Regions from separate parts of the Homo sapiens genome. Here regions 1, 3, 4 and 5 are each linked to region 2. The links are chromatin loops, found by intact Hi-C in ENCODE. Cell type or tissue: HCT116. All regions are shown on one strand. Links, peaks and the distances in the headings refer to the core of each region. The heading gives the core; the rest is flanking DNA. Region 1 holds the start of LOC105373024 (a long non-coding RNA gene). Region 2 has its middle 29 kb from the start of MFNG. Region 3 overlaps LOC107985576 (a long non-coding RNA gene). Region 4 overlaps CYTH4 (cytohesin 4). Region 5 holds the start of LOC107985576 (a long non-coding RNA gene).

Evidence for each region. Hi-C counts contacts between places; a loop is a spot of excess contacts. Peaks named below come from ENCODE experiments on the same cell type or tissue, not always from the same donor. Only the 100,000 strongest peaks of a DNase experiment are listed, where the experiment ranks them.
Region 1: a loop joins it to region 2, with 5 times the contacts of the local background. A loop is called at or near these places in 89 of 110 quality-filtered maps.
Region 3: a loop joins it to region 2, with 7 times the contacts of the local background. A loop is called at or near these places in 33 of 110 quality-filtered maps.
Region 4: a loop joins it to region 2, with 12 times the contacts of the local background. A loop is called at or near these places in 89 of 110 quality-filtered maps.
Region 5: a loop joins it to region 2, with 5 times the contacts of the local background. A loop is called at or near these places in 33 of 110 quality-filtered maps.

The regions. Positions count from the first base shown.
Region 1 is chr22:37,328,068-37,334,012 of GRCh38, reverse strand. LOC105373024 (a long non-coding RNA gene) reads left to right here and starts at 1,877. Exons shown (of 4, transcript XR_938232.3): 1 at 1,877-2,120. RefSeq lists a silencer at 3,211-3,505 and enhancers at 4,404-5,049, 5,497-5,945. In HCT116, for the core only: CTCF peaks have their summits at 1,968 (motif pointing right), 3,284, 4,767 and 4,968; DNase peaks (open chromatin) are centred at 3,352 and 4,693; H3K4me3 peaks cover 2,227 bases; H3K27ac peaks cover 5,000 bases.
Region 2 is chr22:37,454,113-37,460,057 of GRCh38, reverse strand. No RefSeq gene overlaps it. Among named protein-coding and RNA genes, the nearest start is that of MFNG, 29 kb to the left of the region's middle. In HCT116, for the core only: CTCF peaks have their summits at 2,313 (motif pointing left) and 2,520 (motif pointing right); DNase peaks (open chromatin) are centred at 2,397 and 4,497; H3K4me3 peaks cover 1,505 bases; H3K27ac peaks cover 3,471 bases.
Region 3 is chr22:37,257,294-37,263,238 of GRCh38, reverse strand. It overlaps LOC107985576 (a long non-coding RNA gene), which reads left to right. Exons shown (of 3, transcript XR_001755534.1): 3 at 3,523-3,767. Among named protein-coding and RNA genes, the nearest start is that of RAC2, 16 kb to the right of the region's middle. RefSeq lists an enhancer at 2,099-2,638. In HCT116, for the core only: CTCF peaks have their summits at 2,189 (motif pointing right), 3,286 and 3,490 (motif pointing left); DNase peaks (open chromatin) are centred at 2,192 and 3,588; H3K4me3 peaks cover 838 bases; H3K27ac peaks cover 570 bases.
Region 4 is chr22:37,314,208-37,320,152 of GRCh38, reverse strand. It overlaps CYTH4 (cytohesin 4), which reads right to left. Exons shown (of 13, transcript NM_013385.5): 13 at 4,812-5,945. LOC105373024 (a long non-coding RNA gene) reads left to right here. Exons shown (of 4, transcript XR_938232.3): 2 at 2,648-2,761. Among named protein-coding and RNA genes, the nearest start is that of CYTH4, 35 kb to the right of the region's middle. RefSeq lists an enhancer at 1,362-2,219. In HCT116, for the core only: CTCF peaks have their summits at 1,563 and 3,117 (motif pointing left); a DNase peak (open chromatin) is centred at 3,192; H3K4me3 peaks cover 1,019 bases; H3K27ac peaks cover 4,607 bases.
Region 5 is chr22:37,263,948-37,269,892 of GRCh38, reverse strand. It overlaps LOC107985576 (a long non-coding RNA gene), which reads left to right and starts at 4,336. Exons shown (of 3, transcript XR_001755534.1): 1 at 4,336-5,089; 2 at 5,938-5,945. RefSeq lists enhancers at 2,346-2,535, 2,556-2,615. In HCT116, for the core only: CTCF peaks have their summits at 2,493 and 2,701; no DNase peak of the experiment used is centred there; H3K4me3 peaks cover 493 bases.

The sequences.
Region 1 (5,945 bases), core at 329-5,328, 130 kb after region 2:
AACTGGAAGGGTTGTTAGCTATCTTCTGGCTAACATCTCTCACTTGCTGTGTGATTCTGGGCTAGAGGCTCACCCTTTCTGGGCCCATATTCACACCTGTCAACAGAGAAGGCTGCACTAGCCTGGCAGTTCCCAAACCCCGGCTACATATTGGAATCATTTGGAGAGGCTTTTTATCATTTTAATTTTTATTTACTTATTTATTTTTATTTTTTAAGAGACAGAATCTCACTATGCTGCTCAGGCTGGTCTTCAACTCCTGGTCTCAAGGGATCATCCCCCCTTAGCCTTCTGAGTAGCTGGGATTACAGGCATGAGCCACTATGCCCAGCTTGGAAAGCCTTTCAAAAATGCCAGTTTGGCTAGGCACAGTTCACGACGGCAATCCCAGCACTTTGGTAGGCCGAGGAGGGCAGATTGCTTGAGGTCAGGAGTTTGAGACCAGCCTGGCCAACATGGTGAAACCCTGTTTCTACTAAAAATACAAAAATTAGCTGGGCGTGGTGGCAGGTGCCTGTAATCTCAGCTACTCAGGAAGCTGAGGCAGGAGAATTGCTTGAACCCGGGAGGTGGAGGTTACAGTGCGCCAAGGTCGTGCCACTGCACTCCAGCCTGGGCCACAGAGCAAGACTCCGTCAAAAAAAAAAAAAAAAGTCAATTTCTGGCCCCTCCTCAGAACCCCCAGGGGAATCTGCAGCCAGCCGGATCCTGGCCCTGGGCCTGTGCCTGGGAAGCACATACCTTCCAGCTACGACTGTGAGCCCCTCCCCAGCCCCTTTCTGGGACAGATGGGGACACTGAGAGCCAGAGAGGGGAGATGTGTAGCAGAGTTGGAACTAAGGGCCAGGTGTCCATCCCGCCAGTCTCTGCTCCCACTGGGATTCCTGCCCAGCCTCTGTCCACTCCGAAGGCTGGGATGAGCGTCTAATGACCGTGTGCAGGGAGAAGGTCGGGGGCAGGTGAGGAGCAGGCAGCCTGGACCCTGCCTCTAGTGGACAGTCCCCATCCCCTTGTCTGACCCCAGGGTTGGGGGGGCCTGCCTCACTTTTCTGAGCTGACAATTGTAGGGTCTCTTGGATGCTCCCACACACTTCGAGTGCCCACAGCTCCCCCACGGGGTACCCGGGAAGGAGAGAAGCGGTGGTTGCGGGGGAGAGGGACGGCAGGAGTACAGGAGTGAGGCTTAGCTGTCTATGGCCTTGGGGGGCTTATGTTCTTGTCCTGGCTCCTGAGAAGGAACGGTTTGGGAGAGGAACTGATTGAAATGTACTTTGCGTTTCTGGAAATTGAAATACTCAATTTGAGAGCATAGCGGCAATTAGTGTTTAATCACAGGAGGATAGAGCATGGGTGGCTGTGCCTGAGCTGGGGAGGACGGGTGGGCTGATTACCCGTCCTGCTTCCTGCTGTGGGGGCTGAGTCCCATTCCTCCCCTTCCCTAGGACAGATTAAAGGTGTAATTTGATGAATCAATTTGTTTTCTGGAGGAGAGAAGGGAGAAGCAGAAATCTCATAATAGCTGGAAGCAAGTTGCTCCATCCTGTCCTACAGGAGTCTTCATCAAGGAGCCAGGGGCGGTAGGGAGGCAGACCCAGTAGAGGAGGCCTCAGTGGTGTCTTCCTTTGAAGTCATGCACACCTGAGTTCAAATCCTGGTTCTGCCATTTACCAGCTGCACGACCTTGAGAAATCCACTTAACCCTCCACTTCCTCATTTCTAAGAAGGACAGCCCAGCAGGGTAGCTGGGCTAATATTTAATATTAGTCAATGTGCCTTCTGCAGTGTCTGGCACTTAATGGATGATCTATAAAGGAGAGAGGATACTGGGGGTAGGGAGGGGTGGGCTGAGACAATTGACCCCTGCTGGGCTGGACTTGAGGTTCACGGCCACATGGTTCCCTGTGCAGCGCCCCGTGGGTCCCAGCAGACACAGCACCATAATGGGAGACTTCTAGGCCGAGAGGGCAAAAGCTTCAAACAGCAGGCGGCAGCACCAGCTGTGTGGTGGCTGGGAGCTGGTCTAGCCTCCGCCTTCCTTCCAGAAGTCTCCCCAGCATCCTCAACCAGGTCAGATCCCCCAGCATGACTCAACATCCCTTCGACTTCCCTTCTGCAGCCCTGTAAGTGCTGGGGGTGCTGTATGTGGTGGTGGGCACCTGGCATGCCAAGTTCATAGCAGGTGCTCTGTCAGTGCAGAGCTGGGCACTAGTGGCCCAGGGTGACAGGCTTTGGCTGGCTGGAGCAGGGCTGGGTCAGGGTCGGGAGAGGCTGGGCTGCAGCAGAGACAGCTCAGGTCTGAGTCAGACAGACCTGGGTTCAAATCCTACCCATCCCTCCCAGTGTTGGGGTAGGGGGCAAGTTGCTGCCCTTCTCTAAATCTTATTTGTAATTTGCTTTCCTGGGCTGGTTATTAAGAATAGTAGAATTTGTCTTCTACCTTCTCCTGGCAGGTGGATGCCTTAGCTCAGCTCCAAGGGACAGTTTTGGGTACTGAGAGGGAACAGGGATGGGGAAGGTGGCCTCCCTTTTACTGAGTCCATACCAGGCCCTGTGTTAAGCTCTTTATGCACTCTGAGTCCTCATCACTCCCTTGTAAGGCAGGAGTAATTCTTTCCATTTTCCAAACAGAGAAACTGAGGCTCAGAGAGGTTTCCTGGCTTGCTTAGTCTCAGCAGCGAGGAGCCAGTTGTTGAACGTGGGGTTGTGTGACTCAGAGCCTGGGCTCTGTCCAATCCCAGCTGGCAGTGGGGGAAGGAGGGGCCTGGGCGGGAGGCTGCAGCTGGGCGTGGGTGGGCAGGTGGGTGCAGAGGCCCATAGATGCTGGCTAATGGGCCCTGGTGGGCCCGGCGCTAATGGGCCCTGGAAGTGCCAGGCGTAGATTTAGTGGGAAGGCAGGTGCTGGCTGCAGTGGGCCAGGAACTCTTCTGCCCCTCCTTTCCCTGTCCCATTCCTCAGGCCAGGGAGGAGGGGGAAGGAGATGGGGGCTCAGGGAGGGGGCATGCACCTAGCTTTGCCACTGACCCTACAGCTGGGTCTCAGCTTTCCCTTCTGCCCAATGGGTGAATCATTCCCTCCCCTCAGGTTTTGTTCTGAGTACCAAGGGCCATACTCTGTAGGAATGAATGCTGTAAAAATCAGGGGGCCACTGAAGTAGTGACCCCCACCCCAAGAAAATGCTCTTTCTTTGGAGACTCTCAGGGCTTTAGGGATAGAAGCAGGTGTGCCCCAATTATGCCAGTTTCCCTTTTCTCCTCCCCGCCCCCAACCCCTGGCAGTCCTAGGTGAGGGACCGCACAGCCAGGCCTGAGTGGGTGGGTAGGTGGCGCTGGCGCAGCCAAGAAGTGCCTGCTTCTGATTGGAAGGCTGGTTTCCATGGCGACCGATTGATTGCCCAAGCTGCAGACTCAAGGGGAATGAGCAATGGGGCCTTTCTCCCAAGCTTCACTGCTCAGGCTTGGGCCTGGAGGCCAAGGCAGGGGTGACATCTTTGTGTCCTGTCAGGGACAAGGGGCCCACTAGGGAACAGAAGGGCACCTCAGCCCAGAAGCCACCACTGGGCACCTGCTGTGTGCACATTCTGAGCTAGCAATGGAACAGGAGGAGGGGACCTAGCATTTATGAAGCAACTACTATGTGAAAACGAAGCTGCTGGGACTAGAACCTGGCCCAGTGGAGTCCCAAGCCTGTGAGCCTAACCACCAGGCTGTGATGCTCGTCCATGCTGCTTGTGAGGACTAAGCACATTTATGGGACACCAGCAAGCATCCTTGGACCACCAGACTGTAACCCCGCTCACACCAAGCTCTGAGGGTGAGGGTGAGACAGTCATTGCTGAGGGAGATCAGGGCTGGGGTGAATGTTGGAGGAATTAGGGAGGAGGATTAAATGTTTGGGGTGAGGGTAGGGAAATAAAGGCACCCCAGGCAGGGCACTGGCTTGGGCAAAGGCAATGAGGTGGAATGAGCTGGCCGTGTGGCAAGAGTTGGCCCCTCCACCTGTGATGTGGACTCGAAAAGGAGGGGCGGCCGTCTCTCTGATTGTTAGCTATGCAGGCCTGTGCCAACCACACCCTACCTCCCCTTTTACCCCTTTCCCATGCCCGTCTTCCCACCTATTCTGTCCATTCTGCCTCCCCCTCACTGGGGCCTGGGTGAGTCCCTGGCCCTCTGGCCACAGAGGTCCCACCGGCCAAAGGAGAAGGCTGGCACCAGTGGGGCTGCCTCCAGGACTCCAGCAGGGGATGGTTTCTCCCCGTCCCCTCCACGGTCTCTTCTCAGATTCCTTCTTTCTTCTTTCTCTCCCTCTTCCTTCTTCCCTGCACGCACCACCCCCTCCAACAATATTCTCACTGTCTCTTTTCCTGCCCTGGGGGTGATTTTGTCCGATTGATTGCCCAAGCAATCTGAATTGCTCTGAATCAGAAATCTGACTGGTCCCTGCCCCAGCCCCATCTCCATCGTGAACCCCATCCCCTGGTCCCACCCTGCCGCTGCCCTGCTCCCTGGCTCCTGCCCTGCCTGGCTCTGTCCCTCTTCATCCCAAACTCTCACTTGGCCCTTGGTACTCAGGACAAGACCTGAGAGGGGGAATGATTCACCCATTGGGCAGAAGGGAAAGCTGACACCCAGCTGTACAGTCAGTGGCAGATCACTGCCCTGCTCCTATCCCTGCTCTGCCCTGCCTGCCTGCCCCGTCCCTGTCTAGCCCCTCCCAAGCCCTGGCTTCATCTGAGCCTCTGCCACAGTCTTAGGTTCCCAGATGGGCTCGCTTAGGTCCTGGCCTCATTGTCATTCTGTCCACGCCAGCATCAGTCGGTGGCTGCAGGCACTGTCGGGGGTGAGGGGGAGAGAGAGAGAGAGAGGGAGAGAGAGAGAGAGAGGGAGAGAGAGAGAGAGAGAGGGAGAGAGAGAGAGAGAGAGAGAGAGAGAGAGAGGGAGAGAGAGAGGGAGAGAGAGAGAGAGAGGAGGAGAGAGAGAGAGAGGGAGAGAGAGAGGGAGAGAGAGAGAGGGAGAGAGAGAGAGGGAGAGAGAGAGAGAGAGAGAGAGGGAGAGAGAGAGAGAGGGAGAGAGAGAGAGAGAGGGGAAGAGAGAGAGGGAGAGAGAGAGAGAGAGGGAGAGAGAGAGAAAGAGGGAGAGAGAGAGAGAGGTTGGGGCTGCAGGTTGCGGGGAGCTGTAGGTCTGCTCTCTGAGCCTCCTCTCAGAAGGACAGAAGTGTTGTGTACAGGCTGGAAATAGCTGTCCATTATTGAGTACCTACTGTGCGCTAGAGAGGTTACAGTATCTCTAACCTCACAGCAGCCCCAGGAGACAAGTAAAAGGGACTCTTCCTCTTTACTCCAAGAGCCGAATTGACATCTCCATAGTAAACATTGGCAGGATTCATTTGGGACCCAGGTCCTCCTGGTCAAAGCCCCTGCTCACTGCCTTCTGCTGTGGGATTTGGGAAATGGGGTAGCTGGTCCCTACTGCAGGTGCCCCTGGATTGCTGAAGCCCTGTAAGATCTCCAAGGATGGCCAGGGCCCCCACAGGCACAAATGTGGGTAGGCTAAGGAGGAGAAACAGGGAGGGGGAACTGCATGAATGGAGGCTTGGAGGCCAGGACTGCTTCGGGAAGACTGTATGGGAGATGCAGCTTGAGACAAGGTTGCGGGGGTGAACCAGAGCCATTTCATATAGGGCTTCAAGACTTGAAGACCAGGCTGGGCCTTGACAGAGAGAACCTGGGAAGCATCTGAAAGTTGTTGAGCCAGGGAGGGAGATGATCCCAGCTATATTAATTCCTTCCTTCCTCCGTTGACTCATTTATTAAAAATTTATTGTCTTCTCCGCGGCATGCCTTTGCTGGGACTGGTGATTCAGAAATACTAGTCATAGGCCGGATGCGGTGGCTCACACCTGTAATCCTAGAACTTTGGGAGGCCGAGGTGGGTGGATCACTTGAGGTC
Region 2 (5,945 bases), core at 534-5,533:
GAGTCCTCATTCTTTTTTTTGACAGCCTCATGGTATTCCACGTAATAGATGTACAGTTTTCTATTGACCAGTCAGTCCTCTATGGATGGGCATTTGGATGGTTTTCCCAATCATGTGCTTTTCAAACAATGCTACAGTGAATTTTCTCATACACGTGTTATTAAGTGCAGATGTGAGTATATTGGAGGATTGGTGGATTAAAGAGAAGGTGCATCTGTGGCCGGGCGCAGTGGCTCACGCCTGTAATCTCAGCACTTTGGGAAGCCGAGGCGGGTGGATCACGAGGTCAGGAGTTCAAGACCAGCCTGACCAACATGGTGAAACCGTGTCCCTATTAAAAATACAAAAAAAATTAGCCAGGCGTGGTGGTGTGCACCTGTAATCCCAGCTATTCAGGAGACTGAGGCAGGAGAATCACTTCAACCCGGGAGGCGGAGGTTGCAGTAAGCCAAGATCGCACCATTGCACTCCAGCCTAGGTGACAGAGTGAGACTCCATCTCCAAAAAAAAAAAAAAAAAAAAAAAGAAGGTGTATTTATCATTTCGGTAGACGCTGTCCAATTGTCCTTGAGAGTGAATGTGTTCCTTTTTATTCCCACCAGTCATGTAAGAGAGCATGGCGCGGCTATAAAACAAACACGTATGTTTTCGGCATCGTGCCAAAGATTTCGTCTTCCCTGGGGAAGCTAATCTGACATTTCCTCATACTGATGAAAACATTGGCCTAACATTGCACTCTGTCAAGGGATTTGCAACTTAATTGCATTTTGTTCATAAAACAATTAATATTGCATAACTTGCCATCAACAGAACTAATTTTGACCCTGCACTATGACAAATCTATTCATGCTTTATGTTTTAAAAATCCGCTCAAAGCTAAAAAAAAAAAGCTACTATTCGAATACCATTAAGCTGATATCAAAACTCAGACTCGATTGCAACGTGTCTCCCAACCTTTCCAAATAGCACAACATTTATTTTTCTCAATTCCTTTCCAGAGGTATATCCATGAAAATTCATGAGTGGGAATTCTTTTATCAAGAGTATCTAACAAGATAAGGGAACAACTCACATATCAAATATTAACTCAGCCTGAACATATGATACTATACGTGGATTTAGAGAAGCAGACAGCAGCTCTTTACCAAGCCCACACCAAACCACATGCTCCTCCAACTGTAATCAAGAAAGTAACTGAAATTGTTTGGGCAAATCAGGGCCTAATTAAAAGAGATAAACAGATGATAACCCCATTAACTCCATTATACGAATATATGTTTATAATGAACCAGTCACAGTTTTCAAGAAGAAGGCGGATGTTCTCAAGGGGTAAAAAGTCTCATAAATGAGGTACTAACTTGTAAATAAACTCAGGACAGCAAATTCTATATGTTCTGTAAGCAGCTAATGTGATATTTATATTAACTATAATAAAGATACATGCCAAGTAAAACATGAGGTGCAGGTGAATAAATGAGACATTCTTAATCAGTATAGATTAAAGCCATAGTAAATACACATTAGCTTTGTACTTAGTGTCAATCTAGAAGCTGGTCTACATAAATATCAGCTAACTTCTCTTTCCTTGCATGAAACCTTCAAGTTCACCTAGTTCAACCTCTCTCCCAGCGGAGGAATCCCAGGTCGCCTAACCACAGTTCGCCTTTCTCCAATGACGGTAGTTTCACTATTTCAAAAGGCAGTGAATCCATGCTGCTTCTGATTCGCTGCCCAAATTGGGAGCCGGTGATTTTCTCCTCCTCTGAGGGTTGTCCAGGGTGCACCATCTTCCTCCCCAGCCCCCTGAGATTCAGAGACACAGAGTCACCCAGAGATAATCTTTAAAGCTCCCCAGGTGATGGCAAGGTACAGCTAAGTGTGGGACCTACTGCCCTATAATGATCATCCATGATCTGCCTTGTCAGCTGTACATGCATTTGTTTATTCTTCATTCATTACTAGCATTTATTGAATACCCACGCTAGGAGCTGAGAGTACATACATGTTATTTACCTAATGTCTTTCTTTACATGGACCCTTTTGTATCTAAAGACATTCGTTTTAAATATTAATGAATCTGATGGATCAGATACAATCAAACTAGATACATAACTCTTAAAGAAGTTCATCGCTATTATCTAAAAATTACCCTGATAGTTTACTAGTGTTATTCACATGACCTTTTAGGAAATAATGAGTTCATTCATTCCTTCATTCACTCATTCCTTTCTTCCTCCCTCCCACATATGCTAAGTCTCTCTGACAGTCCATACGCAATGACAGGCACCCTCCCTTGCCCCCTGCTGGAAAATGCTCAGTGTCTACCTGCCACCCACAGTCACACCCCCTGCTGCTGGAACAGGAATGGAGCTGTTCCCAGCTTCTTTGGGCCTTTATGAAGCACATTCTTAGGGCTCTGTGCTCCTCCCACAGGTGCCCACCCTTTCCTTCACCCAGCCAGGCAGTCCTGGAGGTGTGTGTGGGGAATGCTGCTACCTGGCTGGATCCGGGGTAGGAGTCCCAGTGGACAGTGCAGAACATCACCAGCAGGGGGCACTCATGCATCACCACTGGCTTCTCACCTGGCCCAGGGCAAGGCAGGCCTGGCTGGAAGGTTAAGATGACTGGGGTGCCACTGAGGGGACCAGGCTAGGCTTGGGAGGGGCCCTATGGGATAAAAGGGCACGAAAGTGGGCCCCTTGCACTCAGATTCTAAGAAAATCCTCCCCAGCCAGGGGGAAGAAAAGCACACAGCACGTCTCCTTACCAGATTTAACAAACATGACCATCTGGGGGACAGCAGCCATCAGTTAAATAATCCTGCCATTTGGTGAGGGGCAAGGTTGCCTCTCAGGCACATGCTGGTTCTTTGTAGGGAGAGGAGTGGGACAGAGAGCAGACCTTCAGGCCAATGGGGCTCTCCTGGGGACTGGCCCTCATATCCCCACCTCCAGCCCAGCCAGGAGAAGACCAGTCTGGGTGGCCCGGGCCTTCTGCAACTGTCCTTTACCAGTCCCTTGGGCCTCATGTTCCCCTCCTGCAATCATTCCCACCCTACCTGCTTTTCCTGGGAGCATGAAGGTGGAAGTGTGTTGCCAACAGAGGAAAGCCATCTAAACAAAAACAAGGGAATCTAAAATGGAGCTCGCCTGCCCCCATCCTGCCACCCCCTTCCTACTTCGGAATTTGTGTGCATTTGTAATCTGTGAGTCTGTCTCATTGTGCATTGCTGGAGCTGACGATTAGGTGCAGTGGTGGCTCTCGCCTTGCCCTCTGATGACTTTTCCCTAATTGGTTTAATCTGTATTTTCACGCACTCACTGGAAAATGAGAAGAGCCGCCAGCTTCTCCGAGGAGCTGGGATGAGGCGTGAACCCTACGAGAAGGGTCGCGGGGGTTTGCGGCTCCTGCCATGGGGGCTGGGGAGGTCACAGGAAAATGGCAGACTGTCCTTGTTCTTGGGTACTCACAGTCCCCGGGCGAGGAGGGGCACGAATGGAGGAGGTACAGAAGGCGAAAACGTACTGGGGGCCTGCGTACCTGGGAAAGGAGAGGTGGGGAGAGGAAACCCTGACTGGGGTTGGCTCCCCCCGGGCAGAATGTCTGTCCGTTCAGGGGCAGGAACGGGGGCACCCAGGCAGAGAGATCCCAGGGGCAGAGTGTGAGTATCTCAGTGCCAGCTACTTGTGTTTCTGTGGCTTTCTCTGGGATAGGACAATTCTGTGGACCTCTCTCTGGATTTGTCATGACTTTGGGAAGACAGCTCGGTGGGTGTCTGAGTCTAGTGTGTTGTCTGTGTGTATGAGTGCATGAGTGAGTGTGTATGTGTGTGAGTTGGGTGTGACCACTGGTGGCTGCTAACTCTCTATTGCATTCGGCTTCCAGCCCTGCAGGGTTTCCTTGTTGAACCTCTGGGGATCCTGCCTTGGGACAGAGGTGGCTAATGCAGCAGGGGGCGGGGGTGGGGCTAGCCTAGATAGAGGCTTAAGCCCCTACTGCTGGGGTAAAGCGATTACCAGCGTGTGTGTGTGTGTGTGTGTGTGCGCGCGCGCGCACGCGTATGTGTGTGTGCGCCTTTAGTGGCTGCAGAATCCTCAACCACCCTGAGAGGGTCCAAATACTTGCCCCTGGCCTTCCCTCCCTTTCCTTGCCATGATTCGCAGCCCCCCAGCTGACCTCGATATGTTCATTTACTCTAAGACGCTGTGCTCTGAAATTGCTTCTCCTCCTCGGAGTTCTCTGGCTCTGATAGTGAAATTTCCACTAGTGTCAGAGGGGAGACAGTTTGGGATGTGGGGAGCTTCTTGATGCTGCCTTAGAGACATGTACAAATTGGGACCCTTGACCTTGCGTTTGACAAGTGAATCACTTATAATCACCACTTATTTTTACTTGCATCAACCTCACCAAGACGAAGAGCTTTGGGTTGCTCCTTCTGGCGCCAGGAGCCCCTACGCAGGGTTAATGATGATAAGAGAAGTGAGTGTGACTCAGCAGATGGAATGTTCCAATGCTGGTGAGTAAATTCAGTTTCCTATAACAAACAGACAATAAGGAAATTAGGTTCTCACCGTGAACCTGAGAATGGTGCTGATCCTTAATAGCCCCTCCTGTGTAGCAGGCACCGCTGTAAGCTCTTCCCAGATCAGCCGCCCTCTGTTGCCCATTTCACAGATGAAGAAACTAAGGCACAAAGAAGTGAAGTAATTTGCCCTGAGATTAACCAGTTCACGGAGCAGGGATGTGAGCCCAGGCAGTCTAGGGTCCTTGCCAAGTACCCAGCCACTGTGCCCTGCATTGCAGGGCAGCCCCGCACGTGGTCACAGTGTGGAATTCATGGTGTTTCCTGCAGCAGAGCCGCAAACCTTAGTCTTACCGGAGAGCTTCTTGCCAGCGACTTGATTTCACATGGCAAAGAAAGAGTAGGACAGGTTTAAAAGAGGCTTTTACTATACCCAACTGGTATTCACTTCGTGTGTCTGTTCTCTGTGGTTTGTAAATATTCTCCGGCTTCCCCTTGATCTCTACAGCAGGGCACGCTGTCCATGACAGCACTTTGCTTTCTCAACAGCGCTCGTGTCACCAGCTCGAGCCGCAGCCATCTGCATGGAGCACTGTTGACATTGCAGCCGTGGGGCCCACTCCAGGTCTGGCAGAGGCTGACTCACAGCGTCAGGGGGCTGGGAATGGAATGCTGGTCTTTTGGGCATCACGGACATCACAGAGGGAGGAAGGGAGGCTGGGGGTGCATCTGTAAAACGGGGGTGCAAGGGGCAGGGGTTGTACAGTGGTATCTACCTCACGGGGTTTGGGTATCAGTCAGGGCTTATTTCCCTTTGCTGAGAACAGAGGCTGGAAATATTGATAATAGTGGTTTAAACCATATCCAGACTTCTCACTCTCTCACCTAACACGTCGGGGGTAGGCGTCCTGGGTTGGTGGGGGCCCCAATGGTGTCTTCAGGGACCCAGGCTCCTCTCTTTCAGTCCCACCCGCCTTAGCAGCCAGCTTCCATCCTCAAGGTCACCTCATGATCCAAGATGGCTGCTGGGCCTCCATCATCACGTCTAACTTTCAGCAGGGACTGGGCACACACTGGCCCCAATGTTCCCTTCTGTCCCACCTGACAGCTTACACTTGGCCCTCAGTGGCCACTCCTAGCTGCAAGGGAGGCTGAGAAACGGAACCTTTTGGCCAGGCACATTGCCATCCAAGTGTTTGTTGCTAAGGCAGGTGGGAGACAGGATATGGTAGGGGCCCCCCACAGTCTCTGCCACAGCACGCAGTAGACTCCTGTGCACCGCAAGGTACAACCTGTCTATTTTTCCAAGTGCTGTGACTGTTTCAGCTCAAACAGCCAGATAGGTGAGGGGGAAGGAGTCCCACAGGCGAGCACTGGAAACCCACCCCTTCAGCTGATTGCAAGTTCGGGGTTTTATTTCTCC
Region 3 (5,945 bases), core at 439-5,438, 200 kb after region 2:
CCACCTTGGCCTCCCAAAGTGCTGGGATGAATCACGTCTTTTAAGACCTTGTCTCCAAATACAGTCACATGTGGAGTTACTGGGGCTTCAACATATGAATTTTAGGGGAACACAATTCAGTCTGCAGTTCCCCTAAAAACACGCTGTAATCCACAGAAGTGGGTCAAACACCAGGAGGACACTGCTGTGGAAGAGGATGGAGATTTAGCTTCCCAGGTTTTGGTTCTCTGGGGTCCCTGGTCCCCAGCCCTCCTCGGCCCAGTCTCCAGATTCCCCATCTTTGTGTGCCAATAATGGTGTCCAATCTCACTCTCACTGACCATGGAGGAAACCAGGGTGCAGTGGGTGTTTCCTGGAGGCGAGGGCAGGGGAGGGGAGGTAGGGTCGGTGGATGGCAGCCGGAGGGGTCTCGAAGACAAAACCCCTGGGCTGCTTCTTTGTAAGATGGGAGAGACCGGATGTGAGATGAGGGAGACAGTAGAACGAGGCTGAGGACATTGGAGAAAGAGCAGAGTGACACCCTAGAAGTGGGGAGAGGAATACAAGATAAAAAGGAGAAAGCCAGCCCCATCACACTCATGCTGACATTTATCCAGAGTCTGCTACGTGCCAGTTTCCTTCTAGGTACATGACACACATACTTGCACCCCGTGCTCATGGCTATCCAGAGAGGGAGGTGCCCCCATCAGCAATGGGAGAGCAGTTTGCAGAGGTGAAGCCACTCACTGGGGACACACGGCCAGATAGCAGAGGAGGCGGGTGGAGACACAGCCTGACCCCAGAGCTCGTGAGTGGGAGAGGTAGAAAGTTGGAGGAAGAGGGCACAGTCATCTTGAGATGGGCTTGAGTAGAGTGGAGACTGAGGTCACCTCTGGAAGAAGAAGTTGGTGTTTGAGAATGGGGTTGGTGGGAAGTGGGGAGTAGGGGTGAGAGAGAGCCCCCTAGCATTCAGTGAGGGTCCTTGCTGAGGCTGAAAGTGGAGTTTGCCCCCTAGACTTTCTCCCACCACCATCTGCTGCTGCTGGGTGGATGGGGTCTTGAGCTGCATTCCTTCCCTGGGTGGCCTCCTGCTGCTTTAAATACTGACTTAGTCTCTGGAGTCCTAAAAGAAATGGAAGAAAACACAAATAAACGGAATGATATCTTGTGTTCATGAAATGGAAGAATCAGTATTGTTAAAATGTCCATAGCACCCAAAGAGCTACAGATTCAGTGCAATCCCTATCAAAATCCCAACGTCATTTTTCACAGAAAAAAAAAAAAAAAAACCCTAAACGTTGTATGGAACTACAAAAGGCCCTGAGTAGCCAAAGCAATCTAGAACAAAAAGAACAAAGCCAGAGGCATCACCCTACCTGATTTCAAAATATACTACGAAGCTGAGATCTCACCACTGCACTCTAGCCTGGGCGACAGAGTGAGACCATGTCTCAAAAAACAAAACAAAACAACAACCCCAGAAACTCATTTCTCAGAGTTCTGGAGCATGGGAAGTCCAAGACCACGGTGCCAGCAGATTCAATGTCCGGTGAGACCTGCTTTCTGGTTCATAGATGGTGAACTCGTCACTGTATCCTCACGTGGTGGAGGGGGCTAGTTAGCTCTCAGGGCCTGTATTATAAAGGTGACAAGCCCACTTACGAGGGCCCTTCCCTAATGACCTAATCATCTCCCAAAGGCTTCTCCTTCAAATGCCATCACGCTGGAATTAGTTTTCAACATATGAATTCAATATATACGTTCTCAGGGATGTAAACACTCGGTCAATAGCAAATGCCATCTACGTTGGGACAACTCCACGCTTATGCCTCCAGCCTGGACCCTTCCCCTTTTCCAGAATATTCTATCCAAACACTCAACAGCTTCATGTTCAACAGGCTTCTCACCCAAAATGTCCAGGACAGAAGCTTGATTCCTGGATGCTCTAAGCCCACTCCTCCCGCGGCCACCCCCTCCTAGTTAAATGGTGCCTCCATCCGCCAAGGTGCTAAGAATGAAACCCAACATCATTCTTGACTCCCTCAGCAAGTCCTAAAGCCTCTACAATACCAACTCTCCGTCCAGCCACTTCTTACACTTCCCACCATCACCTCCCTGGCCCAAGCCTCCGTCCCCTTGCCTGGACACTGCCATGGCCCCACCGGGTCTCTCAGCGTCCGCCCTGGTGTCACTGTGGCCTATTCCTCATATGGCCACCAGAGGGTGCCTTCTTGATCAGGATTCGCCGGTTTTTCTGCTCGCGCCCAGAAGAAATCCAGTGTGTGAGCGAAGGCTCCTTGGTCATTTTTTCATGGCGCTTTCACCACCTGCCACTGTGATTGTATTTGTTGCTAGCTTGTTTATTGTCTGTCTCCCACCTGGAATGTGAGCTCTCTGGGGGCAGGGACTTCTATTTGTACACTGCCATTTACCCAGAGAAATGGACCCAGAACGAGCTTGTTAACCATGGGATGCTGGCCTGACAGAGGACTTGCTGGCAAGGGCCGATCTTCTCCACCCTTCTCCCCGACTATTCAAGGAACCTTTCCCCACAACCTCCATGTCCAGATGCCCAGCATCAGAAGCCCCTGGACCACCCAGAGCTGGAGGATGGACACCCGGGTCCAGGGCTCCAGGAGAAAGGCAGGAGCCGGAAGGCCATGGGGGAGGGAGGGTGATTTTTCTAGTGAGAATGAAGCCTTGCCCAAGACCTGCCCATGGGAGGAGATGAGATGGGGATGGAGGGGTGCATTGTTTGGAGAGGAGAAGCCGCTCCACTTCTCCCGCCTCTGTGGACTAGCGTAGGGGTCCCCAGAGAAGCTTCATCTGTATTTACAGCTGCTCCTCGTTGCTCGCATTACTGCCTGAGCTCTGTCTCCTGTCAGATCAGCCGTGGCATAAGATTCTCATGGGAGCATGAACCCCGTTGTGAACTGCGCATACGAGGGATTTGGGTTGCAGGCTCCTTATGAGAATCTAATGCCTGATGATGATCTGTCACTGTCTCCCATCACTCCCGGATGGGACCGTCTAGTTGCAGGAAAACAAGCTCAGGGGTCCTACTGATTCTACATGATGGTGAGTTGTGTAATTATTTCATTATGTATTACAATTAATAATAGAAATAAAGTGCACAATAAATGTGTTTGCATCATCCCAAAAGCATCCCCCCAAATCCGTGGAAAAATTGTCTTCCACGAAGCCAGTCCCTAGTGCCTAAAAGGTTGGGGACCGCTGGGCTAGAGCAACGGCTGGTGCAGACCTCAGGGTGTTTGGTGCCTGAAGGTGGACAGGCAGGCTGGGCTGGGACTCTGTTCCTACCCTTCCACGATAAGGTTGGGACTGGGCTAAGAAAGGGAGGGGGTGAGTGGTGACTGCTGAGGGCCTAGAGGGGGCACCCCAAGGTCCAGTAGGAAGAGGATTTGGTTGGGTAGGAAGGGGAGGGGGCTTTGTCCCAGAGCGACGGGGAAGACAGGATGCCACGCGCAATCTGGAAATCTCGCAACGCCCTCTCCCGGCACTAACGCATCTCTACATTCCCAGGGAGAAACGCGGAGTTCTCAACTGAAGCTCAAGGTGGAGAGCGAGAGAAGGAGGCGGATTCATGAAATATTTCGGAGAGAGGAGCCACGGGGCCCTGAGGGCGGCAGAAGCTGCGGCCGAGAGGAAAAGCACCAAGAACACCGCCCTGCCGGGAACTAGTTTTAAATCCACGTCCAGGTTTTGTATGAGCCTCGCTGGAGGAATATACGTTCAGGGTAAATTGTGTTGGTCAATGGGTACTGTTAACTGGGAAAAAAAATCACACAATTTATATATTTAGAAAGGAGATTTTATTTCTTTAAAGAGTTACAGCCTGCAAGGTGGCCATCCTGCACATGGCATGTGGCAGAGGCCAGAGACAGGCACTTCAAAAGAGGAGGGGTTGGGGTAGCAGCTTTATGCTAAAGGCGTTGGCTAAACATACATATTCAACAGGCTACAGGAGGAGCTATGCATATTCATGAAGGTGGCCCTGACGGATGCATATTGAAAGAACATGCATGTGATATACTACCCATGTTCACTTTGGGGTGGAGACTTAACATGTAAATGCATTACACTTAGGCCCTATACCGCTAAAGGTCTTCGGAACACGGGCGCGGAGCTTCTGCAAACCGGCCAGAACTGGTCCGTGGTCCGTGGTCTTCTGATCTGGAGAAAGCTACTGAAATCAGTCTCTTCTCTAATGAAGGCTGGAATTAGGGCCTGGAGCAGGGGCTCAGTTGCTCAGCGTAGGGGCCCTGGATGAGCTGTGATTGATTTCATCTGGCTTATCTCGAGGCAGCGGCTTGTTTAGCTGCCAGAGCAAAAGAAACACCTTGTGGCAGGCAGGACAGAGTTCACGGTTTAAGTGTGGGGTGTGTGACCTCACCCTCACCTGGCAGGGCCTGAGGTCCTGGTTGTAATTTGGTATTGTGTTGCCACAAAGTCTGTTCTGTCCATATTATGGTTCTTTTTTTTTTTTTTAATTTATGGTTCTGTTTTAACATTACTGCTGGTCAGTTGTGTCTCAACTGCGAAAGGGAGGTGTATAATGAGGCGTGTCTGACCTCCCCTTCCATCACGGTTGGGATCTCAGTTTTAAAAGTTTTTCTGGGCCAGGTGCAGTGGCTCACGCTTGTAATTCCAGCAATTTGGGAGGCAGAGGCAGGGGGAGCACTTGAGGTCACAAGTCCGAGACCAGCCTAGCCAACATGGTGAAACCCTGTCTCTACTAAAATGCAAACATTAGCTGGGCGTGGTGGTGGTGGGTGCCTGTAATCCCAGCTACTCAGGAGGCTGAGGCAGGAGAATGGTTTGAACATGGGAGTCAGAGGTTACAGTGAGCCGAGATAGTGCCACTGCACTGCAGCCTGGGCGACAGGGCGAGACTCTGTCTCAATAAATAAATAAATAAAAATAAAAGTTTTTCTGAGGTCCCTTTGGCCAAGAAGTGGTTTGTTTAGTCAGTTGGAGGGCTTATAATTGTATTTTTAGTTTACAGTAGCCATCTGTAAAACTATAAAGTTGAGTCTACCTTACACTGTGCAATGGGATAATGAGTCATGTCAAATAATTCAGTGTAACAAATGAAACCACAAAACTATAAGAAGAAACTATAGTAAACTGTTTGAAAAATATAATTTCAGAATGGCAAAGACCTTTCTAAAAATCACAAAGAACCCAGAAGCCATAAAAGAGAAGATTGATTAACCAAACTATTTAAATATGCAGAAGTCCACGTGGCTCAAGTCACCATCAGTTAAGCCAAAGTGCCAGTGGCCACCTGGGAACATATGGCTGTAACTTGTGTGATGGACCAGAAGTGAGTCCCCCTAACATGGAAATCAATCAAAAAGACCAACACCGAATAAGAAAGTAGGCAAAAGGTATGAAGGCACAGTTTACAGGAAAAGAAAATACAAATGGTTTTTTTTTTTTTTTTTTTTTTTTGAGGTGGAGTTTCTCTCTGTTGCCCAGGCTGGAACGTCGTTGCATGATCTCGGCTCACTGCAACCTCCACCTCCTGGGTTCAAGCGATTCTCCTCCCTCAGCCTCCCAAGTAGCCAGGATTACAGGCGCCTACTACCATGCCTGGCTAATTTTTGTATTTTTAATCGAGATGGGGTTTCTCCATGTTGGCCAGCCAAGTCTTGAACTCCTGGTCTCAAGCGATCCAAAGTGCTGGGATTACAGGCATGAGCCACCGTGCCTGGCCACAATGGCTTTTAACCCTCCAAAAAGATGCCTATCCTATGGAAAAGAAATGCAAATCAAAACTCCGGTGCAATGTCATTTATTGCTTACTGGGGTGTCATAAATAAGAACATTGCCTGAAACGCCGTATTGGTGGGGAAGCCAGTTTTCCCACACACCGCCGGTGGGAGGATGGATAGATACAACCCTGGTGGAGGGCCATTTGACACCGATGCACCCATTCTGTC
Region 4 (5,945 bases), core at 260-5,259, 140 kb after region 2:
GAAGGGCTATTATGGATGATGAGTTTGTGGTCGCCCTGACACAGGTTTCAGATCAGATGGCGCTGGTTCCATGCCGGCTCAGGTCCTTCTTGGCTGGGCCAGAGTGCGCCTGAGGGCCCTTCTCTGTAAAATGGGGATAGTCACGCCTGCTTAGGGAGTGCTGGAAGGTTGGAAGACAGCATGTAGTGGGAGGCGCTGGCCTTAGCGAGTGCTCCATGGTTGGCGGCTTTGGCCATGACATACTGATGCTGGGCATGGTGGGGGTGGGCCGGGGTGTCCAGGGCAAACCTGGGTCTTTGTGGGTTACTTTTGAGGGTCACGTGCTGTTAAGAACCCACACACTGGGATTGGAACCCAGGCCTGCAGGTGGACCCCAGGACCCAGGTGCCTGCCAGTACACACCACTGAGCCAAGACTAAATGGCCAAGAAAGGGGAGGGGGCGGAATCGGGCAGACAGGGGAGGGAGGGGCAAGTGGGAGAGGTGGGAGTGGGGAGAGGAGGAGGAGATAAGAGGGTGAGAGGGTGCGGAAGAGGAGGTGGGAAGGGCTTTCTGCTGAGCCCAGGACTCTTGTCTAACTCGCAGCTGAAGGTGTCCACGGGGAGGTCCTGCTGCCCCTCTGACGCAGTGTGACCTGTTCACCTCCCCTCCGCCCGACTCCTTCCCCACACCTGCCCTTCGCTGGGCTGTTTCGGGGAATGCTGTCACCTCCCACAAGTCTTAGCCCCGGAGGCCCATCAAGCCTCTTTCCTCCTGTCCAGCGACCGCTCTGTTCCTCCCTCACCTCCTCCAGCCCCCTGTGGCCCACCTAGCCTCCTTAATCCATCCCTTGAGTGGTCGATCCTAGGGGCTATCCCCAGACGGCTTCCAGCCGTCTCTCTCCTGCTTTGAACCCTTTCCTGGCTCCCCGTCACCGTCCTGGTAAAGTCACCCACGCAGGCTGGCCAGTGTGTCTCCGCTTCTGTTGCATTCCAAGTCCAGCTGTTCTAGGCAGGCCTCCTCCAGGCCCACCAAAGAATTCACCGCTTCTCAAATGTGCCAAACTCCTGTGTGGGGGCTCCGTGCTCCAGTCTCCCCAGGCCCCACAGCCCCTCTTCCCTCATCCTTACCGTCGCTCCCAACGCTGTCCCCATAGCGAGGTCACTTCATCCTCCTCCGCCGGCCCTGCCTGCAGACCAGATTCGCCCACGTTTCTCCAGAGCCCAGCGCCCGGCCTGGAACCACCACGGGAAGAGCATGTTCTCCCCAAAGAGGCCCTGTGGAGTCTGGCTTTTCTCCTGGAGGGTGGTTGTTGGATCTTGGGCAGAGGAGGCTGTGCTGTCAGGAAGAAGCCAAAAGGGATGGGACAACATTGCCAGACAGGGAGGGAGGTGGGGCTGGCTCGCGGGGACGGTCCAGAGAGGGTCCCCACTGGGCCAGGATCACATGGCAGTTTGGGGCAAGGCCAGGATTTTGACCCAGATGTGTGTCACTCTCTGGCTTCATTCTTCAGCCATTCTGGGTGCAGTCTGGAGAGTTGGGAGGCATGCAGGAGTGAGTGGCTGGGTCTCTGGTGCCCCTCAGAGGCCAGGCTCTCAGGACACTTGGGGTAGGAGGTGGTCCTCCCATTGAAGGGAAGGAGGGTCTGGAGCCTGCAGTGTCCTGGTGGGAGCAGGCCTGTCTTTGATGCTCACACTTGCAGACCCCTGGGGAAGGCCTGAGTCATCACTGAGCCGGCAAACATATTTAGCTCCTTTTATGTCCCTAATAAATCAATTTCTCCAGGTCTTTCATACCTGCCACTCGACTCGGGCTGCCTGCCCCCATCTCCTGTCCCCTGGCAGCTCTGTGTGCCAGGCTTCAAGATGGAGGGGCTCCTCCTCCCCAGGTACCTGGCAGGGGCCCACTCTGCCTTCTCCAAGCCCCGCTGCCCTGGCCTATTCCAACCCAGAGCCTTCTGTGCCAAGCTAGTCCTCCCTCAGGCTGGGATGTCTCCGTTCAGCAGCCACATTACTGAATGCCCCCTCAGAGCTTCATGCGGCCAAAGCTGCAGCCCCAGAGCTGCAAGGATCCTGCACTGTGCACGCAGCTCAGTCCCAGCCAGCACCCAGCCTCCCTCAACCTTGCATTCTTTTGACTCACTGGGGCTTGTGTTTGGGGCCCAGGGGAGTTCCAGAAATACCTTGCCTCGACCTGCCCTCCTTGTCCTGTCTCCTACTGGCCCCACTGGCTGGAAGGCTCAGACCTCCACTTGGCTTATCTTTCCTGAGCACACCTCTTCCAAGAAGTCTTCCCAGATCTCCCCCACTACCCCACTGCCCACATGAATCTTTCCCCCTCAAATGGCCCCAATTCCATGTTTTTGTAGCTCCATGAATGCATGCCCACAGTCTGCCTTGTGACCATAATAATAGTAGCATGTAACGTCCCAGGAGCTGCCTAACGCTGTTGTTAGCATTTTACATATATTTAATTATTTCCATTTTATAGATGGGAAACCTGAGGCTCAGAGAGCTTAGGAAACCTGCTTAAGGCACAGGGTAGAGGTGAGCCTTCACCATGGCCCTCTGGGTGGCTCTGACGGCTACGTCACCCCCCCGCCCCGTGCCCTGACACAGTAATGGCTTTCGTGGTACCTGCTCATCTTCCTCCCCCGCCATCCCTTCCAGGGCAGGAGCTGTGTTGCAGCGGTGCCTGTTGCATGTGGAAGTCTCCCTTCAAGGTTTGCATCATGGAACTCACCTGGCCCAACCTCTCAGGGAGGAAAATTCCAACCAGAGAGGGTAAGCAACTCGTTCGGGGCCCCACAGCCAGAAAGCAAGAGTGCGCGAATCTCCCAGTGCCAGGCCCAATGCCAGCCCCAGCAGGGGTGACTGTGCCCAGCACGAGTGGCGGGGAGGCCCATGCTTGTTTGTGTCCATGGGTGTCTACTGGGCTGCTCGAGCCCTTGGGCCCTGATAGACCAGATGTCTCCCCCTTTAGGACGTCCAGGCCAGGGCTCTACTCCGGACAGAGACCCCGTCCCTGCAAGGGACAGCCAGTCAGCCCTGTCCAGCCCCGTCCAGCCCTGTCCAGCCCTGTGCAGCCAGTCCAGCCATTCTGACTGCAGCGTTGAAACCTCTTATCCACGTGTGGTGGGAGCCCCCTGCTGACCAGAGTGAGGAGTGGCAGAATGGCAGGAAGGTGAGCAGACATGCCCTGGAGAGACTCAGGGGGCCAGTGAGTCAGAGCCCAGCTCTCCATGCTCCTGGCTTGTGATGTGGCCTCTCCAGGTACTCCTGCATCTCCTGGAGGCACCAACGTTCTCATAGCTCTCTAGGCCTCTGGACATTTGCACCTGCTGATGCTGAGACCCAGAGGGCCTTTTATCAGTTAACTTCAGGTGAACTAGCAGTTATTGTGCACCTATTGTGTGCTGGGCACTCTGAGTATGTGCAAGGTCTGGCCCACAAGGAGCTCACAGTTCAGTGTGGGGCAGACATGAAGTGAGCTCACTGCATTATCAGGTGCGTGTCCTGTCCCCAGCCTGGCTGCCAATACTTGAGCACCCTCCTCAGAGAAGCCTCCCCGGATTGCCCTCTGCCCAGCCCAGCCCAGCCCAGCCCTCCACTGCCTGCTCTGCGTCCTCTGGAACAGCGTGTGTTCAGTACTGCAGGGATGTGAGCCCCATGCAGGCAGGGATTCGGCCTTGTTGTACCAGTGTCTGGGACAGTGCCTGGCACAACGTAGGTGCTCCATAAACATTTGTGGGATGTACAAATAAATGAAGGTTATTGAATTCAAGCTCCTCCGTTACCCACCAAGTGATCCTTGGAGCAGCAGTGCTTGCACTCCTCCAGCAACGGGGAACATTCTACTCACCTCCCGTGGCAGCAGGCTCTTTCTCTCTCTCTCTTTCTGTCTGTCTGTCTGTCTGTCTCTCTCCCTCCCCGCTCCTTCCTTCCTTCCTTTCTTTTTATTTTGAGACAGAGTCTCACTCTGTTGCCCAGGCTAGAGTGCAGTGGCATGATCTCGGCTCACTGCAACCTCTACCTCCCAGATTCAAGCAATTTTCCTGCCTCAGCCTCCCAAGTAGCTGGGATTACAGGCTTGCACCACCACGCCTGGCTAATTTTTTGTATTTTTAGACGGGGGGTCTCACCAGGTTGGCCAGCCTGGTCTCGAACTCCTAACTTCAGGTGATCTGCCCGCCTTAGCCTCCCAAAGTGCTGGGATTACAGGCGTGAGCCACCACGCCTGGCTCTTTTTTTCTTTTGAGATGGAGTCTTGCTCTGTCACCCAGGCTGGAGTGCAGTGGCACCATCTGGGCTCAATGACACCTCCGCCTCCCAGGTTCAAGCAATTCTCCTGCCTCAGCCTCCTGAGTAGCTGGGACTATAGGCACCCACCACCACGCCCAGCTAATTTTTGTATTTTTAATAGAGACGGGATTTCACCATGTTGGCCAGGCTGGTCTCGAACTCCTGACCTCAAGTGATCCTCCCACGTCGGCCTCCCAGAGTGTTGGGATTACAGGCGTGAGCCACCACGCCTGACCGGCAGCGGCTCTTTCTATCGTTAGACAGCATTGCCTGCTGGAAAGTCCTTTTGCCTTTCCCTGGGCTTGTCAGAACCAGCTTGCCTGCACCTGCTCTGTGGAAGCCCCATTGGCTGTCCAGCCCCTGGGGATGGCTCCTGTGCCAGTGTTCCGGGGATGGGGTCGTAGGGCCCTCTGAGTGACCAGCCTCCCTGCCTGGCCCTCCTGCCCTCCACTGGGAAAGGGACGGAGGTGGAGGGCCCGGTGGGGTCAAGGTGGCAGCCGCAGTCACAGAGAGGACAGAGCCCACTCACGAGTTGGATCAGGAGTTTTATTCTCTCTTTGGAATGACTCCCAGAACAGCCACTTATGCCCAGAAAATCCATGATCCCATCTCCTCCATGATGGAGGAAGCTGAGGACCAGAGAGGGGAAGGGAGTAGACTAAGGGAGTAGCCAGTGCATCCCAGGAGCAGGACAGAATCTCTGACCCCTGACCCCTAGCCCAGTGCTCCTTCCACCACCCCTGGCTGCTCCTTCATGGACCAATGAGGTGACAGAGGCAGGGCCTAGTTCACAGGCTGACAAGAATCTGCGGATGTCCTCAGATGTCCCACAAGGTGTCCTCCTGCAGACGCCCAACCCAGACCTTGTCTGCTGCAATATCACTACCAGTGCTTGCAGACCTCCAGAGACAGGAGTCTCACCACCTCGCAAGGCAGCTACTCCATCCTGACCCTGTGGAAGGTGTGCAAATGTGGGGGTGGGTGGGGACGAGGAGAGGTGCCTCGCGAGCTGCGGTTCCTTCTGGGGGATCCACCTGCTTCCTTGCCCACTCAGGCTGGCAGTGGGGCAGAGGCGGCCACATTTCCTGTTCCCCTGCCAAGGAATTTCCCTCCAGGGGCTCCCCTGGGCCTGTGTGAGGGGGTGAGAAGTGTTTCCTGTTAGTGGACTCCTCCTCCAGGCCAGGCCTCCCTGGAGACAGAGCTGGCTGCCCGGGTACTGGAAGTCAGCTCTACTCTGATAATACTTCTGCAGAGGGTCTCGAGATGCTGGGACCCGCCGGGCTGCCCTTTATCACCATGGGACTGCTCGTCAGTGGTCTTGCAGGAAAGCCATGGCCAAGACTCTCTCTCTCCAAGCATGAGCTCTGTGTTACTTTCTGGCTCAGCCACTGCCTCCAGGCAGCCCTCCTGTTAACCACAGTGCACGAAACTCTCCCTTCTTGGCTTCTTGGATATAGCACCCATCCTGCTTGAGTCCCATCTGTCTGGGATGTTCTCCGTCATTTTCTTGAGGGTCCCACCTGCTCCTCTCCCCGAAATGGACATCCTGGAAGGTGGAGTCTATACTGCTTTTCTCTCCCCAGCAACGTTGAATCCGGAGTCAGCCTGGGCTCCGCAAACAACGGCTGCCATCTCCAGCTGGAAGCTGGAGCACAGGGCTAGCAGG
Region 5 (5,945 bases), core at 499-5,498, 190 kb after region 2:
GATAGTTTGCAAATATTCCCTCCCATTCTATAGGTTGCCTCTTCTCTCTGTGGATTGTTTCCTTTGCCATGCAGATGTTTTTGGCTTGTTGCATTCCCCATTTGTCTATTTTTGCTTTTGTTGCCTGTGCTTTCGAGGTCTTATAAAAAAAAAAAACACTTTGTCCAGACCAATGTCCTGAGGCATTTTCTCTATGCTTTCTTCTAGTACTTTCCTAGTTTCGAGTCTTACATTTATGTCTTTAATCCATTTTGAGCTGATTTTTGTGTGTGGTGGGAGACAGGGGTCTAGGTTCCTTCTTCTGCATGCTGATATCCAATTTTCCTGGTCCACTTACTGAAGAGACTGTCCTTTCCTCAGTGTATATTCTTGGTGCCTTTGTAAAAAACCATTTGGCTGTAAATACGTGGATTTATATCTGGGTTTTCTATTCTGTTCCATTGGTCTATGTGTCCATTTTTGTTTTTGTTTTTGTTTTCTGAGACAGAGTCTTACTTCTTGCCCAGGCTGGAGTGCAGCAGCGCCATCTCCGCTCACTGCAATCTCCACCTCCCGGGTTCAAGCGATCCTCCCACCTCAGCCTCCCAAGTAGCTGGGAATACAGGCAAAAGCCACCATGGTTGGCTAATTTTTGTAGTTTTAGTAGAGACGGGGTTTCACCTTGTTGGCCAGGCTGGTCTTGAACTCTGACCTCAAGTGAACTCCTGCCTCAGCCTCCCAAAGTGCTGGGAATACAGCTGTGAGCCACTGCACCTGGCCTATGTGTCTACTTTTATGCCAGTACCATGCTGTTTTGGTTACTATAGCCTGGTGGTATGTTTTGAAGTCAGGTAGTGTGATGCCTCCAGCTTTCTTCCTTTTGCTCAAAGGCCCTGAATGCTTTGTCCATACAGATTGCATACAGATTTTAGGATTTTTTTTTTCTATTTCTGTGATGAATGTCATTGATATTTTGGTAAAGATTATATTGAATCTGTAGATCCCTTTGTGTGGTATGGACATTTTAACAATATTAATTCTTCCAATCCATGAACATGGGTTATTTTTCCATGTTTTTGTGTCCTCTTCAGTTTCTCTCATCAGTGTTTTATAATTTTCATCATAGAGATCTTTTCCCTCTTAGGTTAAATTTATTCATGGCTGGGCATGGTGGCTCACGCCTGTAATCCCAGCACTTTGGAAAGCCGAGGCGGGTGGATCACGAGGTCAGGAGATAGAGACCATCCTGGCTAACACGGTGAAACCCCGTCTCTACTAAAAATACAAAAAAAAAAAAAAAAAATTAGCCAGGTGTCATGGCGGGCATCTGCTGTCCCAGCTACTCGGGAGGCTGAGGCAGGAGAATGGCGTGAACCCGGGAGGTGGAGCTTGCAGTGAGCCGAGATCGCACCATTGCACTCCAGCCTGGGCAACAGAACGAGACTCTGTCTCAAAAAAAAAATTATTCGTAAGTGTGGTTTTTTTTTTTTTTTTGCAGCTATTATAAATGGGATTGCTTTTTTCTTTTTCAAGTTGCTTCCTACCGGTGTAAAGAAACACTTCTGATTTTTGTATGTTGATTTTGCGTCTTGCAACTTCACTGAATTTATTAGTCCTAACCATTTTTGAATGGAGTGTTTGGGTTTTTGTAAATATAAGATGATGTCATCTGCAAAAAGGGACAATTTTACTTCCTGCTTTCCAGTTTGGATGCCATTTTTTTCTTTCACTTGCCCAATTGCTCCGGGTAGGGCTAGAGTTTCAGTTTTGCAACCTTAAAAAAGTTGCACATTGTGAATGTACTTAATGTCACTGAACTTTACACTTCAAATGGTAAAAATGGTACATTTTCTGTTATGTATATTTCACTACAATTAAAACAACACAAATGAAGCCCTACAGAAAAGTTTTTTAAAAGGCCACCAAAAACCCTAGAAAGCTCTGGGAGGCACCCAGTGCGAGACCCGCACAGAGGGGCTCAGGCCTGAGATCAGGCCACCAAGCTGGGCAGACATGGCCAGCTCCTCCCCGTTACTGCTGGCTGCCCCGCTATAGTGAGCTTCCCTCTCTGGGCCTCAGCTTCCTTTTCTGTAAAACAGGGTTAGTGACCAGGTGCGGTGGCTCATGCCTGTAATTCCAGCACTTTGGGAGGCCGAGGTGGGTGGATCACCTGAGATCAGGAGTTCGAGACCAGCCTGACCAACAAGGTGAAACCCTGTCTCTGCTAAAAATACAAAAATTAGCCGGGCATGGTGGCAGGCGCCTGTAATCCCAGCTACTCAGGAGGCTGAGACAGGAGAATCGCTTGAACTCGGGAGGTGGAGGTTGCAGTGAGCCGAGATCGCACCACTGCACTCCAGTCTGAGTGATGGAGTGAGACTCCGTCTCAAAAACAAAACGAAAAACAGAAAACAAAAACAAAAAAACCGGGGTTAGTGACGACGCCTCCCTCAAGGGAAGGTTGTTTTTGTTTCATTTTTTCAAACAAGGGAAGTTTTGCAGAATGTAATGAAATAATCCATGTAAGGCAGTCAGCACAGAGCACGGCCACGAGTGGCCGAGGGAAGTGGGCCTGGGGTCTCTCAGCTCTCCAGAGCCGAGGCCCACAGGAGGAGCCAGACCAGAGTCGGGGCAGGGGTCTGGCCCTCCTTGCCCCACCCCTCGTCGGTTTCCTAGGTGACCAAAGCCAGCCCGCGGGCTCCCCTGCGTGGTCGCCGCGGGGATGGCACTCAGAGAACCCACCGCCTGGGGCTCCCCTGTGAACGAGGGGACCTCTGAGGGTCCTTCAGCCCCAATACCCAGGTATCCGTGGGGCTGGATTCTGGCCGGGAACAGGGCTGGACCCCTAGGAGCCCGTCACATGGGGGAGGCAATCCAATCCAGGATGATTCCGCTGACACGTAACGAGTTCTTGAAACAGTATGAACGGGAGTGGTAAGGATGGATTCCACATGGGGAGAACTGGGGAAGGGGTTGTCAGGTGTAGGGGTTGGGTTAGGAGAGCTGGCTTGGAAGAGGGAAGGGCACCGGGTGGTGGGGACAGCATGTGCAAGCCACAGAGGTGGAGACTGGGCGACCTCTGTGTACACTGGTGGGCAGGAGCACGCACTTAACGCTGAGTGAGTGTATGCGTGTGGCTTTAGCGGGAAGCAGGGGGGATGAACCTCAAAGGAGAAATGGGCCAGGTGCCCACGCCTGTAATCCCAGCGCTTTGAGAGGCCGAGGCCAGCGGATCATCTGAGGTCAAGAGTTTGAGACCAGCCTGGCCAACATGGTGAAACCTAGTCCTTACTAAAAATACAAAAATTAGTCGGGTGTGGTGGCACATGCCTGTAATCTCAGCTACTTGGGAGGTTGAGGCAGGAGAATCGCTTGAACCTGGGAGGTGGACGTTGCAGTGAGCTGACATCTCACCACTGCACTCCAGCCTGGGCCACAGAGTAAGACTCTGTCTCAAAAAAAAAAAAAAAAAGAGAAATGGGAGCCAGGTGGTGAGAGGCTCTGAATGCCAGAACACCATTTACTCTTCTTATTTTTTTCAGATTGGCAATAGGTAAGAAAGAAACCCTCCTTGGTGGGAAATGTCTCTTGTGCCAGATGCCTTGTCCCAAGTGCTCCTCAGTACAACCCTTTGAGATTCTGTTATGAGCCTGCCTTGCCTATGAGTGAGGCTGAGCCTTGGAGAGGTGTCCTCACTCCCTCTGGGTCACATGCCAGATGGTGGAGACCTGAGAACCGGGAACCAAGGTGAGCCCTGATTTGCAGTTTAGAAAGGTCACTCTGGCTGTCATGTGAAGGAAGGACTTGATGGACAGATTAAATGCAGACAGGCCTCTTAGGAGGCTGTTACAAAGGCCCAGGCCAGGGGTGCTGATGGTTGGGGGTACAGAGGATCTGGGGTGTGAGGGACCTTTGTGAGAGGTAATTAGATACTGAAACTGACTGGTCCTGGTGAAAAATCGAGGGTGAAGGTGAGCAGAGTGAAGGATGACTTTGAGGTTTCCAGCCTGGGAGACTGGCGGGTGATGGTGCTGTTTCTACAGGGGGCTGAGCCAGCTTAGTGGGCAGTAGGTTAATGATGGCTGCAAATTCTTTTTTTTTTTTTTTTTTGAGATGGAGTCTCGCTCTGCCGCCCAGGCTGGAATGCAATGGCATGATCTCGGCTCACTGCAACCTCCACCTCCCGGGTTCAAGCCATTCTCCTGCCTCAGCCTCCCAAGTAGGTAAGACTACAGGCATGTGCCACCATGCCTGGCTAATTTTTTGTATTTTTAGTAGAGACAGGGTTTCACCGTGTTGGCCAGGCTGGTTTCAAACTCCTGACCTCAAGTGATCCGCCCGCCTTGGCCTCCCAAAGTGCTGAGCCACTGTGCCCAGCCGATGGCTGCAAATTCTGTGCTCCTCTTTCCATTGAGCGGGGGAGTTTATTCCTTTCTTAGTACCTGGGCTTGGGCCCAGGACTCACGTGACCCATGGAACAGAGGTCCAGCTGGTATTCCATTGCCTGGCTATGGCAACTCGTTCAAGAGTGGTTTGGTGACCTGAGTAAGTCCAGTGAGATTCAGTCCTGGGACTTTTGCTGGAACAACTAGACAAAGAAAACTCCTTTCCAGTTGTGATGTCCAGCTGGGAAGATGATGTGAATCTGGAGTTCTAAGTACCAGAAGGATCCTAAGAATGAAGCCACAGCAGAGGAAGGTGAGTGGGGAGATGTGCAACAACAGCTATTGAGGCTGGATGGTATCATATGGGCCTCTGCATCATCAATGCTGGAAGCCCAGACAACTTGGTTACGTGAGCCAGCTAATTCCCTTTATGGCTATGACAAATATTAAAAAGTAGGCTCACTCAACAGCTATTCTCAATCCCTCTCCAGCTCTCCTTCCTCTACTAACTACAGAGTCTGAAACCTAAATTGTTATTTCCCAGCCTCCTTTGCAGCCAAGGATGGCCATGTGACCTTTCTGGCCAACCAGGGTCCCTGGAGAGGGTGGCCCTTCCTGAATAAAAGGAAATTCTCATGAGGAGAAGGCAGTGTTTGGCCCCCTTCCCTGCTGCTTGGAAAGTGGGTGTGAGGCTGGCAGGTGCAGCCAACTTGCAGCTCTCAACGGTAAGCATGAGGGGCAGAGCAAGTGCTGAGGGTGATGGGACCAAAACACAGAAGGGCCCAGGTTTCTGATGGCACTGCTGGGCTGCAGCTCCAGTCCCAGGCTGCCTCCTGACACCCTGCTGAGTGAGATCAACAAAGCCCTGCCCGAGCAAGCCCTGCTGCTTGTCTGCAGTGGAGTATGAGTGTGCTGACACATGGAGTGAGACAGAGGAGCCCAAACCAGTGCAAGGAGACAACTGGAAAAATATTGAAAAGGGGAGGGAGTGGCCCTAGCCAAGTGATGCAGAGAGGCAGGGTAGGAGTGGGCTAGGGCCCAGGTCGACTCACTCACCTTCCATTCTACCCCGCCTCACCCTCCTATACTGCAGAGGCTAGCAAGCTAAAGCCACCCTTCCTCCCGGATCCCTTGCAGCTATGATTCTGGATGTGAATTAGATCCTACCAATGGGATTTGCTCCCATGAGATTTGGAAAGCAGCTGTCTTCTTGCTGCTCTTGGCAGTCATTGCTGGCAAGTGACCTTGTGGGTGTCAATAAGCAGTTGCAGCAGAGGACGCAGTGCTGGACCCTGTGTCGTAGTATCTGGACTCTGACTTCCTGAGGCTCAAGATTCGGGTACAGCAGTGGTGGTAGCATCCTAACCCCTGGGTGGCAGCCACAGTGGGGGGTTTAGAGGTGGCCCCTGACTCCTCACCTTCCTGGCTGTGGCCTCGGTGGCAGCCCCTCTTGGTCAGTTCTGTGGTGTCCTGGGAGTCATTTCTGGAAACTGGCCCTGGAGCACGCTCCCTGAGTACATCTTATGATGTTGTAGGTGCTGAATTTCCTATGTTCAATCTCTTTCTGCTTAAGATACCTAA